Linked DNA regions of Homo sapiens: region 2 is linked to region 1. Evidence: read pairs that join two places in POLR2A ChIA-PET (ENCODE). Cell type or tissue: CD4-positive, alpha-beta T cell. All regions are shown on one strand. Region 1 overlaps LOC124903735 (a long non-coding RNA gene). Region 2 holds the start of KLHL36 (kelch like family member 36).

Evidence for each region. Peaks named below come from ENCODE experiments on the same cell type or tissue, not always from the same donor. Only the 100,000 strongest peaks of a DNase experiment are listed, where the experiment ranks them.
Region 2: POLR2A ChIA-PET joins it to region 1 with 9 read pairs; 11 of 35 experiments call an interaction of 5 or more read pairs at or near these places.

Annotation. Positions count from the first base shown.
Region 1 is chr16:84,513,073-84,517,072 of GRCh38, reverse strand. The region is part of intron 1 of LOC124903735 (a long non-coding RNA gene); the gene reads right to left. Among named protein-coding and RNA genes, the nearest start is that of MEAK7, 10 kb to the right of the region's middle. RefSeq lists enhancers at 1,616-1,885, 2,056-2,135, 2,156-2,215, 2,246-2,295, 2,473-3,080. In CD4-positive, alpha-beta T cell, no CTCF peak of the experiment used is centred here; a DNase peak (open chromatin) is centred at 1,982; H3K27ac peaks cover 2,801 bases.
Region 2 is chr16:84,646,356-84,650,355 of GRCh38, reverse strand. It overlaps KLHL36 (kelch like family member 36), which reads right to left and starts at 1,845. Exons shown (of 5, transcript NM_024731.4): 1 at 1,707-1,845. It overlaps LOC105371376 (a long non-coding RNA gene), which reads left to right and starts at 777. Exons shown (of 4, transcript XR_933817.2): 1 at 777-864; 2 at 1,028-1,153; 3 at 3,800-3,920. RefSeq lists silencers at 1,272-1,551, 1,762-1,951, 2,012-2,181. In CD4-positive, alpha-beta T cell, no CTCF peak of the experiment used is centred here; DNase peaks (open chromatin) are centred at 1,255, 1,345 and 1,945; H3K4me3 peaks cover 1,594 bases; H3K27ac peaks cover 614 bases.

The DNA of each region.
Region 1 (4,000 bases):
CAGCCTGGGCGACAGAGTAAGACTCCATCTCAAAAAAAAAAAAAAAAAAAATTCTTTGTTTCTGCTGTTTATTTGCTGACAGTGCATGCGTTTCTTTTCCTTACTGTGTGTGGGGGAGTCTGTGCCATGTTCTTAAGTCCTCTCCCTTGCTGTTTTTATTTAACCCCTTCTGGGTCCCAACTCTACCTGGCGGTGCTTGTGGACTGACCCTTCTCACTACTAGCCCGTGTGTGAGCCTTTACAGGGCATCTCCTCTCCCTCTGGAGGACATGGTCTCTCTCGCTGCCTCCTGTGTCCCCTGCCTTTACGTGATGCCCAGCACATAGGCACTCAAGTGTGCCGAACAGTGACTCTTACAGGTCTGGTCTACTCCCACGGAGCCTAGCTCAGGGAGGTTAATTAACCCATCCAAAGCAACCGAGCTGTGGTCTGAACTTCGGAGCCGGTGCTGTCCAACATCCAAATACAGACAATGGAGGTAGAACACAAGCCCTGTGTGCGATTCTAAGGTTTTCATTGTTCATGTTTTAAAACGAGAAATGGTAACATTAATATGCTTTGAACCTAATATAGCCAAAATACTATTTCTACATGGAATTTCTATTTCACAATTATTTTGGGGCAACATGGAAGAGATCATCGTGGTGATGGAACACTTCTGTATCTTCAGCATAGATGGAATAGTTGTGTTTTGTAGTGATGGTCACACGACTCTACTACCCTCGTGGGGAAATGACAGAATTGGACACACACATTGATTGCATCAATGTCTCTTTCCCAGTTTGGATTAGGTGAGTTAGAACCACAGGGAAACTTGGTGCAGGGTATATTGGACCTCTGTGCACTGTCTTTGCAACTTTCTGTTGAATCTATAATTATTTCTAAATAGTAGTTTATTTTTTTGAGATGGAGTCTTACTCTGTTGCCCAGGCTAGAGTGCAGTGGTGCAGTCTCGGCTCACTGCAACCTCAACCTCTTGGGCTCAAGCGATTCTCCTGCCTCAGCCTCCAGAGTAGCTGGGACCACAGATGCCCACCACCACTCTTGGCTAATTTTTGTATTTTTAGTAGAGACAGGATTTCGCCATGTTGGCCAGGCTGGTCTCGAACTCCTGACCTTGGGTGATCTGCCTGCGTTGGCCTCCCAAAGTGCTGGGATTATAGGCTTGAGCCACTGCTCCTGGCCATAAAATAGTAGTTTAAAATGTGAGATTTTAAAATTTAAAAAAATCAACCAAGTCTTTGAACACTGCTGCGTCTTTCACGCTTATAGCACATCTAGGTTTGGACCCGAGACATTCAAGCAGCGGGTGTGGCCCGAGGCCACAGTGTCAGACAGCCATGTCCCTTGCTCCCTGCCCCAGCACAGCCTTCTTGAGCTGGGATTGCAGGAGGCCTGCACTGTCTCTGCCATGGACCGGTTGCCTGGTAGAGAAGCTACTGTCCTGCTTGGAGCCTCAGTTTGTGTATCTGTTAAGTGCGAAGAATGACAGTGCCTATCCCAGAGTGCTGGCTGCCAGGGTTAAGTGGGATGCTGCGTGTTCGGCACTTAGCATGGGCCTGGCCCATGGGCGGGTGATTGTGAGCCTGGACCACATCTACCTGTATTAATCATGTTTACAATCCCAAACGGCAGCTTCATCTGGTTGTACCTAGTGTTAGAAAGCCCTGCTGCCTCCCTCTGTTCATCTCCGCGAAACAGTCCATTCCTGGCCATGTCTTCTCCTTTGAACTGCTGGGCAGGAAGCAGAATGACCTGTCTGCATTTAGTCTGGGCACCGACTCCCTGGTTGCCCTCGATGCCTGGTGACTTCTGGAAAGGTGGCTTGCTGCCTGCCTGCCTGCTTGGAGGCCAGACCTTCTGTAAAGATCCGTGCAAAGCCTCTTTCGAAACTGAGGACTTCCGTCACCAGCCCTGGCTGCACGTTGTCACTGGGCCTGTTCACCATATAAGGCAATCCCTGCAGAGGCAGGGACCCAGGTAAGCAGGCGGCCCCACAAGCCTCGCTCCACTAAGCCACAAAGGCTCCCCAGCCGAGTGTGTGCACAGAGGACTTCAGCAACTAGGAGATTTTGTCACCTTTTATGGTGTTAGAAGAAGAAAAAGACCTGTGTACCACAAAAGCAGAAACAGAGCCTTAGCGCAGTGAGAACCGTGGGTTGAACTCACAGCGACTCTTACTGCAAAAGCAACGTTTTGTGAGAGGCCCAGGATGAAGCTACCTCTGCAGGGTGCCTGGTGCCCAAGATAAAGTGACAGGAGCTCTGAGCCTGGGGTTCCTGTGCAGTGGCAAGACAGCAGCGGCAGAAATCAGCTGCAGAATTTAAGTTGGTGGGGCTTTTGGATGGGGCATAACCCTCCCCCACGACCCCTCCTTAGCCTCGTGGCTCACCCACGGGGTCTTTCCCCACACCATCCTCCCCCAGATCAGGCTTCTCCACTGTCCTTGAAGCCTGTACTGTCGTCAAAGAACATCACCTCCCTCCACCCCCATTATTTTCATCCCAGTTCTGGGCTGCGGGCCACGTAAGCCAAGGTGGGGTGGAGAGTGGGCAGGAAGATCTTGGGGACACCTGAAGGATGAGGGAGGGAAGAACATGGGGACACGTGTTCCAGGCAAAGTGGAAAGGCCCGGGTGAAGGAGTTGAGCTGGGCCGTGCGCGTGGGGAGAGAGGACCATGGAAAGGTCGGGGTGAAGGAGTCGAGCTGGGCCCTGCATGTGGGGAGAGACCAGGCCCAGATGGTGGGGGCTGAGTGAGAGGGCAGCCTAGGGTGGTGGGCAGTCGTGGAAGGGTTTTAAAGTAGGTGAGAGGCAGGATCCATTTTACCTGGGGGAACTGAGTGGGGCAGGAGCAACCAACCGACCATTTGTTCATTCGGTAGCCATTTCTTTTTCTTTCTTTCTTTCTTTTTTTTTTTTTTTTGACTGGCTCTGTCACCCAGGCTGAAGTGTGGTGACACAATCACAACTCGCTTTAGCCTCTACATCCTAGGCTCAAGCAATCTTCCCTCCCCAGCCTCCCGAGTAGCTGGGACCAGAGACGTGGGCCACCACGCCCAGCTAATTTTTGACTCTTTGTAGGGTTGAGGGACCTCCCTGTGTTGCCCAGGCTGGTCTTGAAATCCTGGGCTCAAGTGATCCTCCCATCTTGGCCTCCCAAAGTGCTGGGATTCCAGGTGTGAGCCACCACTCTCGGTGAGCAGCTGTTTCTTGAGCCCCGGCTGCGGGCCAGACCAGGCCCAGGTGCAAGGGACATACACATGACGTCCCTGCGCTCAGGCTCTGTGTCTTGGTGGCACTTAGAGGACAGGGTGACAGTCTCCCTCAGCCTTTTGGACGCTGCTTTTCCTTTGCTGCCTTTTCCTGGATTTTTCTTGTTATCCGAAAGACCGCCAGGGTGGCTAAATGGTAGAAAGGAGAGCTTGGCGGGGGTATCAGTTTGCAAACTGGAAGAGACGGTCTCCAGTGTGTGCCAAAGGTAACCCCTCTTCCAAGAGGGGAGGAACAGGCTGGGTTTTATGCCTAACAGGGCCTGTAGCCCACAATAGTTGTACATATTCAGCAGGTTCGGGAGGAAGTGATATATATTTATGAAGGGAGCCGAGTGCATGGGCAGTGGGTAAACACATGTGACATACATATAACGTATATCACATGTTCACGTTGGAGTGAGGTTAGCATTAAAGAGAGGTGGAACTTGGCTCTTTGTGTGAAAAGGTGAACTGTAGGGCACACAGTCTGTGGGTAGCTTCTGTAAGCCGCCGAAACAGGCTTAAGGTCTGTAATTACTTATGGGAAAAGAATGTAAGTCCATTCCTTCGTCCGGTCAGAGTTGTAGCGGTTGGGATTGTAAATCAGAGTTAGGATAATTTGCCTGATAGCTCCAATTATTAGGGTGTTTTGCAAATGTGTTTTTTTTTTTCTTGCCGCCATAGGGATTTTAAAATTTGCCATGCCAGGCCAGGTGCAGTGGCTCATGCCTGTAATACCAGCACTTTG
Region 2 (4,000 bases), 130 kb before region 1:
CCTGGATCCATCACCATGACACGCTGCTGAATGAGGCCCGGGTTCGAGAGTATCACACTTTAAAAATATCATGATGCAGATGAGGATGTGGTACAGTGATGACTACCATGTACACAGTACATTCTAGACACACACTGTCCCCAAGTGCTTCTCTGCATCTTCACTTAGTCCCCACTGCAACCCCATGAGGCCAGCACTGTGACTGGAGGATGCTGAGAGCAGTGAGGTGAAATAAGCTGCCCGGCGTCACACAGCTGGGAACTGGCAGAATTGGGATTCCAGCTCAGGGAAGCGCCCATGCTCTTAACTCTTAGGCTACACTGCCTGGCTCTTGGGTGGGGGATCACTGCAGACAGAGTTAAGCTTTGGTGTGTGGGGGGCGGGGGAGGCAGGGGGAGGGGCAGGTGCTTCAAAGATGGAAGGGAACACAGAGAAGGGACTTTGCCAACTAATATTAGCACAAGTCACATACTGAGACGAAGGTTTTAAAGAGGATTTTTTTCCCCCGCTATTTGAGTTCATGAGAAGAGTTTGTTACCTATTGAACAAATAGTCTTCACTAATAAAGAACAATGTGACAAGAAGTCAGCACTGTTCTTAGATAACTGGGGACACAGGGAGGGCACTCCAGTGTTCCCATGGAAGGAATGAATTCGGGCACAGTCCGTCCCGTGCAACTCCCCTAGGGAGAGAAGGGGCAACTGGATTCCTCTCGACAAACTAGAAACTTTGTGACAATGACAAGCTGTTCCCACCCCGGCCCTCCCCTAGGATGCTGGAGAGCCCAGAGAGGGAAGAGAAGAAACCCAGCGTTGGTGCGGTGCCCACCGCGGACTCGACTTCATTCCACCTTCACGCTGAGAGGTGACACCGTCGTTCCCACAGTGAGACCTGGCGCTCGGGTGCCCCAGGGGGGGTTGCCCAAGGTCACAGAACAGCAAGCAGCAGGTGCCCTCTCTCTCCACCGCCCCAGGCAGCCTGCCCAGAATCAACCAGGCCTTCTAACGCTCAACGCTTTATTTTCTAGGCCAAGATACCTAGAGAGAGTTCGCGGGGCCGGAGGCTCCCTGCTGTCTCCTGCAAGTGCGTGGGGGTGGGGTCTGATTTCCACCCGTGTTGGACGTCAGCGGCCTCCGACGCTTTTTGGAAGCAGGTGAAGGGTCAAGGCCACCCCCAAGCACAGTGACAATCCCAGGTCACTGGAAAAGGTCTTCCAGTAAACATGGGACCGCAGGCCCCGTCCGGCCGGGGGTTTCCCAGAGCGCCTCCTCCCCAAGCTCCCTCCCGACCTCAGCGTTGGAGAAAGCGACGCTGCTGACACCGGCTCGCCGGCGGGGTCTCCGGGGACGCCGCTGTCGTTCGCTCGGACCCCGCAGCCCAGGCGGAACTCAGCGCAACGGCCGCCCAGCAGGCTCCAGCCGGCGGCGAGGAGGCGGAGTCGGGACGGCCCGGGGCGGGGGCCACTCACCTGCCACGCGCGGGGCGGTCCGCACAGGCCGCACCTGTGTCACCTGCGGGGGCGGCGGCCCCTCCCCCGGCCGCGGCGCCCCCACTCGCCCACCCGCCCGCCCCGGCACCAAGGGGCGCAGGGGGGTCGCGGCTCGCGGTGGCCGGGGACCCTCCCGATCTCCGCCAGCTCCCCGCCCCGGCCGGGCGCGGCTTCCTGGCGGTCCCGGGCTGGAGGGTGGGCGCGCGCGGAGGCCCACCTGGCAGGACGCGCTACGGACGCGGCGGGGACAGCCCCGGCGGCGGGGCCGGGCGGTCGGGGCGGCGGGGCCCGGGTTCAGGAGACCCCCGGCCAGCCCGCTGCGCAGCCATGGCTCCGCCAGGAAGTGCGAGGCCGAGGGCGGAGGCGGCGCGCGCGGCCAATGGCGGCGGCCGCGGGGAGGCGGGGCCGGGCGGCGCGGGGCGGGGCCTGCGGCTGAGGGCGGGACGCGGGGGCCGTGGGGTGAGCTCGCAGGGTGGACGCCCCCCTCGTCCGCGCCCCGGGGATCCCCGGTGTCCACCCCACCACGACGCCCGACTCCGTCCCTTCAAAGGCAGGCCCCAGCCCCGCCGCGCGAAATGCTCCCTGGTGCCACCCACCGTCACGGACGCAGGGCCACGGCGGGGACCAGACACGCAGGGTCCCGGGCCTCGAGGCACCGACGCGTGCGCTGGGAGCTCTTTGCTGGCCCAGAGTCGCCGGGACGGGCACCGCGCCTCTCGCCTCCTTCCGGGCTGAGCGGGAGCGTCCCTGCGGCCACCCTGCGGCGAGGCCTTTGCTGACCGCTCTGCTCGAAGTCACAGCCCCTCTCTCTGCACCCAACTTCCAACCCCATGCTTCACTTGAGCTCTTATCAGCGTCTAATATTCCAAATAATGTACTAGTTTATTCGGTTTATTGTCTCTCCTCCCTACCAGAAGCCCTCCAGGGCAGGGTTTACTGTTAGTTCTATTCCTGACTGGGTCGTCGCCAAGACTGGCACACAGTAGGTGCTCAGTAAATGTGTATGGAATGAATGAATGTAACCTTCATCGATCCATCTATCAATTGTCACACTTCGCTCATGCTACAGCGGGATGAACCTTGGAGATGTAATACTTAGTGAAAGAAGCCAGACACAAAAGACCACACACTGTATGATTCCGTGTATGTGAAATGTCCGGAACAAGCCAATCCATAGAGACAGAAAGTAGATGAGTGGTTGCCAGGGGCGGGGAGTTGCTGGAGTGGGAAATGGCTGCTGAAGGATCAGCGATTTCTTTTGTGTAGTGCTCACTACAGCCTCCACCTCCCAGGCTCAAGTGATCCTCCTGCCTCAGTCTTTCATGCAGCTGAGACCACAGGTGCCGGCTGCCACACCTGGCTATTTTTTTTTCTTTGATTTTTATAGAGACAGGGTTTCAGTTTGTTGTCCAAGCTGGTCTTGAACCCCTGGGCTCAAGCGATCCTCGTGCCTCGGTATCCCAAAGTGCTGGGATGACATGTGTGAGCCAGCACACCCAGCCCACTTACAGGATCTTTATTTTTTAATTATTTATTTATTTATTTTATTTATTTATTTATTTATTTTTTTTCTTTTTTTTTTTGAGACGGAGTCTCGCTCTGTCGCCCAGGCTGGAGTGCAGTGGCGGGATCTCGGCTCACTGCAAGCTCCGCCTCCCGGGTTCACGCCATTCTCCTGCCTCAGCCTCCCAAGTAGCTGGGACTACAGGCGTCCACCACCTCGCCCGGCTAATTTTTTGTATTTTTAGTAGAGACGGGGTTTCACCGTGTTAGCCGGGATGGTTATTTATTTTTTTGAGACAGAGTCTTTCTGTCACCCCGGCTAGAGTGCAACGGCTCAATCTCAACTCACTGAAATCTCCACTTCCTGGATTCAAGCGATTCTCCTGCCTCAGCCTCCTGAGTAGCTGGGATTACAGGCGCCCACCACCACGCCTGGCTAATTTTTGTATTTTTAGTAGAGATGGGGTTCACCATATTGGCCAGGATGGTCTCAAACTGCTGACCTCGGGTGATCTGCCTGCCTCAGGCTCCCAAAGTGCTGGGATTACAGGTGTGAGCCAAGGATCTTTAAATGATGTTCTCACTGACTGGATTGCTGTCCCCCATCTCTCTCTCTCTCTCTCCCCTTTTCTTTGGGGACTGTACACATTCACCCTGCCAAGCCTTACTTGCCTGTCTTTGACCCTTCCTGGACCTGTCCCTACCCCAGACAAAGCTAATCCTCCTGTTATTCTGTCTCCATACCGACATGTGGATGGATCTCTGTTCTGACATGAATTCATGCACTGCCTCTCATTCATCCAACAGACTTTTCAGGAACACCTGCTGTGTGGCCGGCACTGTAGTAGGTGCCAGGGATACAAAGAAGAAACTTTCAGGGCTCTTAGGAAGACAGGAAAACAAGTCAATCAGCAATGGTCCTAGCGTGGTGAGTACTGTGTTGGGGCAATACACGGAGCACCAAGAGTTGGACATATTCTTTTTTACAGCTAGAGTTAAAGATTCTCT